Regions from separate parts of the Homo sapiens genome. Here region 2 is linked to region 1. A link is a loop called in an ENCODE intact Hi-C map of the cell type or tissue named here. Cell type or tissue: IMR-90. All regions are shown on one strand.

The links. Hi-C counts contacts between places; a loop is a spot of excess contacts. Peaks named below come from ENCODE experiments on the same cell type or tissue, not always from the same donor. Only the 100,000 strongest peaks of a DNase experiment are listed, where the experiment ranks them.
Region 2: a loop joins it to region 1, with 3 times the contacts of the local background. A loop is called at or near these places in 2 of 110 quality-filtered maps.

What each region holds. Positions count from the first base shown.
Region 1 is chr11:107,016,157-107,018,656 of GRCh38, reverse strand. It overlaps GUCY1A2 (guanylate cyclase 1 soluble subunit alpha 2), which reads left to right and starts at 181. Exons shown (of 8, transcript NM_000855.3): 1 at 181-904. The coding sequence starts at 602. RefSeq lists a silencer at 658-787. In IMR-90, a CTCF peak has its summit at 1,002 (motif pointing right); no DNase peak of the experiment used is centred here; H3K4me3 peaks cover 392 bases; H3K27me3 peaks cover 1,254 bases.
Region 2 is chr11:106,230,558-106,233,057 of GRCh38, reverse strand. No RefSeq gene overlaps it. Among named protein-coding and RNA genes, the nearest start is that of LINC02719, 100 kb to the right of the region's middle. In IMR-90, a CTCF peak has its summit at 1,242; no DNase peak of the experiment used is centred here.

The DNA of each region.
Region 1 (2,500 bases):
TGAAACGTGGCGACAGGCGAGGCAGAGACTCCCAATGAGTATGATGGCGACACGTGATTCCCGCGGAGGGAGAGCATGGGGGGGGGCGGGGGGATAAAGGGAGAAGGAGGGAGGCAGGGCAGCAAGTGGAGAGAGGCGGGAGCAGAGAGGGAAAGGGGGCGAGATAGGCGCGCAGGCGGCAGAAGCCTCTGCCTCTGCCTCCCCTTCTGCTTGGGCCGCAGCCCTCCCCGCCCCGCCGACCGCGGTCACACACTCTCGGAGCCTCCCCGTGAGCGGGAGCGCGGCGCACGGCGATGCGCCGAGGCGGGCGCTGAGGCGGCGCCGCGCGAGCAGCAGCAGAGGCGGCGGCGGCCCCCAGCCCAGCCCGGCGCCGCCGCCGAGCCCGGGCCCCAAGGTGCGGCGGCGCCCCAAGTTCCCGCCATGAGCAGCCGGCTCGGGGGGCTCCGCGGCCCCGGGGACTCCCGCCCCGCCGGGCGCGACCGCAGCGCCCCGCGGCCCCGACGCGCTTAACGTTGTCGCTTGCCGGTCCCGCCACCGCCGCCTCCGCCGCCGCTCGCGTCCTCGCCGCCACCGCCTCGGCCGCTGCAGCTCCGCCGGCAGCATGTCTCGAAGGAAGATTTCGTCCGAGTCCTTCAGCTCCCTGGGCTCCGACTACCTGGAGACCAGCCCGGAGGAGGAGGGGGAGTGCCCCCTGTCTAGGCTCTGCTGGAATGGCAGCCGGAGCCCGCCCGGGCCGCTGGAGCCCAGCCCGGCCGCAGCTGCCGCTGCCGCCGCCCCGGCCCCGACCCCGGCTGCTTCTGCCGCCGCCGCCGCTGCCACTGCCGGGGCCAGGAGGGTGCAGCGCCGGAGGCGGGTCAACCTGGACTCGCTGGGCGAGAGCATCAGCCGCCTGACGGCGCCCTCGGTGAGCGGGGGGCGGAAGGGGGGACCGCCTTCGGGGGAGAGAACGCGGATCTGTAAAGTTGGCGCTGGGCGAGCCGGGGCGCGAGCGCAGAGCCCGACCGCTGGGGGGCGGCCCGGCCTTACCCTGCACGGCCTAGGGTTCCAGTGGCTCCGGCGACAGAGGATCCCCTAGGCTAGGGCGGAAGAGGGGACTACAGCACTGGGAAGGAATAAGATTCCACTCCTTTGGGGTATCCTGATTCGGGGGCCTGTCTGCCCACCTCTAGCCTTGAACCCTACTTCACCACTGTTCCCCCTGGACAGCCCCAGTGCTGCTTCACACCCACCTGTTTTCTTTCCCCTAAACTTTCCCAGGCACTGTGTTCTGCAGTTCAGCTTCCCTGTCTTTCATCCTGTTCTCCAGCATCCCAAAGGAGCCCCAACCCCTTCCAGGAAACCCTTCCTCTCCTTATTTCCCACACTCTCTTGGTCTTAGCGTGACCTTCTCTGACATCTTTGAATTCCACAGGCTATCTGCATTCTATGTTGCATCCTTTTTCTCACATCTTCAGATACTTTTTGCCAGATACTTTTCTGAGTTGCCTTCTGTTCAAGTAATCTCTAATCTCGAGTTGTCCTCACCCCGTAGCTTTTTTTCTTTTTCTTTCTTATCCACTAGGCATTTATTCTTCTCTGGGTAAACCTGGTGTCTGGATTTCTTTTTTTTTAAATTAAATTTAATTTAAAGTCCCGGGTTACATGTGCAGGATGTGCAGATTTGTTACATAGGTACCAAACGTGTGCCATGGTGGTTTGCTGCACCTACTAACTCATCACCTAGGTATTAAGCTTCGCATGCATTAGCTATTTAAACCGCTCTGTACTTCTTGCACCTGTACCTCATCCTTTACTCTCTCCTCAATGGATTCTCTAGTGCTTTCTCTCTCACATTAGCTATTTAAACCTCTCTGTACTTCTTGCACCTGTACCTCATCCTTTACTCTCTCCTCAATGGATTCTCTAGTGCTTTCTCTCTCACATTAGCTATTTAAACCGCTCTGTACTTCTTGCACCTGCACCTCATCCTTTACTCTCTCTTCAATTGATTCTCTAGTGCTTTCTCTCTCATTTTTTGGTGGCTTCTTTATATTAGGCCCTTCCTAAATATTTGTGGAATGAATAAATGCCTCTCCAAACTTGTGGTCATCTTGGGATGTCTGTATCAGCAGTTTCAGGTGTACAACAAACTCCCCCTGGTTGTAGGCATCCTTCCAGAGGAGTACTGCCTTATTCCTGCCCAGGCATTTCAGCTACCCTTGGCTTTTACCTCTTGCAGGAATGCCAGACCTCTGATCCAATCTTACCGTGTCTGGGAGAGCTCTGTTTTAAAGAAATCCACTCTGTTGCAGACAGAATTTGAAAAAGATTCAGCGTCAAACCTCCACCCATCTTTTATGCTCACCCTGACCTTGGATACAAGAGCTTTAGCTCCTCCTGACAGCACTTTCACCTGCCCACCCCTAGGACTTTTACTTTTTTAAAGTTTCCGAAATGAATCTGAACACTGATCTTGTTTGATTACTGTTGAGTCTCTCTTTTGAGATTACTACTGCAAATG
Region 2 (2,500 bases), 790 kb after region 1:
ACAAGTTAGTACATATCAAATGCTGTGGGACATAGCTAAAGTTGTACTTAACAGCCTTAAAGATACTCATTAGAAAGCACATAAGACTGAAAATGAACAAGCCAAGTTTCTCATTCAATAAGCAAGAAAATATTTACATGCAGAGAAAATAAAAAGAAACATCTAATGAAGATGAAAGCAAAAAACAAAAAAAGAATTAAAAACAAAACAAAGCAATGGAGGTGATCAACAAAACCAAACACTGGCTCTTTAAAAAGCCAAATAAATACAAATGTCTTGTAAAATTAGTTGAGGAAAAAAGTAAGGCACAAATAAACAATTTAAAGCATGGAAAAATAGAAAATAACTACAGGTAAAGTAGAACTTTTTAAAACCTTTTAAAAATACTGTAAACAAGTTAATAAATACTAAAAATGTACCAAAAGGTTATTTTCTAGGAAAAATAATTGCTACAATCAGTTTACAAAGTTTAAAAATCTGACTAGGCCAATAACCATCTTAAAAATGCAAATCATATTCAGAGATTCTCCCCCTAAAGAAAAGGTACCAAGCTCAGATCATTTACAGACAGTTCTATCAAACCTACAAGGAAAAAATAATTCATATTTTATGAAAACTTTTCTAGAGTTAAGCAAAAGAAAAACGTTGCCCAGCTCATTTTTGAAGGCTGGACAAACACTGATTCCAAAGCTACACAGAGAGAGTACAAGAAAACCACTGGTCAATCTCACTTACAAACAGAATCAAAAATCATATTTTTAAATAAATCAAATTCAACATGTAGCAAAAGAATAATATTAAAAGACCTATCCCAAATATCCAAACCAGTTCAACATTTAAAACATCAATCTAATTGACCAGATTAATAGATCAAATAGAGAAAAAATGATAATTATCTTTAAAACTTTAGATAAAAAATTCAGTTTGTCTCAACCATTCAATAACATCCTTTCAAGATTTAAAGAATAAAAACCCTGGCATAATAAGAACAGATAAAACTTCTTTAAATTCATATCTATTAAAATCTTACAGCAAATATTAAAAGCATTCCCATAAAAGTCAGAAAGAAGATTAAGATATCCACTATCACTTCTACCATTCAACATTGCTTTGGATGTTCTTGCTAACGTGTTAAGACAAGGAAAAAAAATAAGTGTAAGGATTAGAAAGAACAAAGTAATAATTATTGTGGCTTTCATTTTTGTCTGTCCAGCACTCATCTGTTTTACGGGGAAACAGCCCACTCTGGTGTCCACACTCAGGTTCACAGGAACAGGTTCACAATCCAAATTAGGAGAGTCCTAGGACAGTTAGAGCCTTAGTCACAGTCATTACTACAGAAGTGGGCAGAGGAAGTAAGCCAGATCAGTTGAGCTCTTCACCAGGATTTTTTTCTAGTGCTGTCTCCTTACTCCCCTATCCTCTAGAGCTAGAAGGAAATTACTTTTCAAGCTGCTGAAAACCCCATCCCCTTGCATGAAGAGTAAACACATTTGTACCAGAAGAGAATGAAGCCAAGCACAGATAAGCAAAAATAAAATAGAAGCATCTTAAAAGTATTAATTTCCTAGTTCTAGTCCTTCTGATACAAGGTTCTAGTGGTTCCTGATAAATATATATTCTTCATCATTCTACAGATTTTTCTTTCCATCTCCACACTAGTCTTCATTCTTGGAAACTGGGAAACGGGAAGAACCAACTGCATCAATCTCAGCCTACGTAAATATCCAGTTTTCCTAGTTCCTAGCTCTTTCAATTTTGCTAACTTCTCCAAGATATTTCCATTAGTACTCATAAAGTCCTGATTAATGCTCTTTGCAATGTTCTATATTATGGCGAACAAACATGCAAATATATTTTTCAAGATTTTCCATGAGGGTAAGATGACTTTGAAACTAAGTGAAACAAAAAGACAACATTTATCATTCACTATATTCAAGGTAGTATGCAAGCCATTAGTATATATTATCTTAATCTTCACAACAGTTCTACAAGGGAAGCATTGTTATCCCCATTTTACCCATGAGTAAACTGGCATTCAAAAAGATTAAGTACTTTTCCTAGCGTCATCTAACTAATTAGTATTGAGACAGATTTTAAAACCCTGGAAAGTCTGCTTCCAAAGCCAACAATTTTTCTGACATTCCATGGGTCTTGGAGTGAACCTACCAGAAATGTAACAATGATAAATTAATTAATGAGCACTTAACCTCAATTCCTATTACCATTATTGGAGAAAGATCATATTATTCCTTGAGATTGTAGTATTCATCTTCTGTGTAAAGAGGTAGAAAAAGAAAAGTTATCCCAATAAGTGCAATAGAGAGGGAAGACTGAGCCTCTTTGACAGTTAACCTGTATTCTGCGTAGCTGGTGGCTGCTATGATACTTCTTATATCTGCCTGAGGAAGTTATCCTATTTGTACCTTTGATTATGACAAAATCTAGTTCTTCCAGGGCCTCTTTGCCTCTGTTGGAAACAAATGCTCAGTGTCGCAAA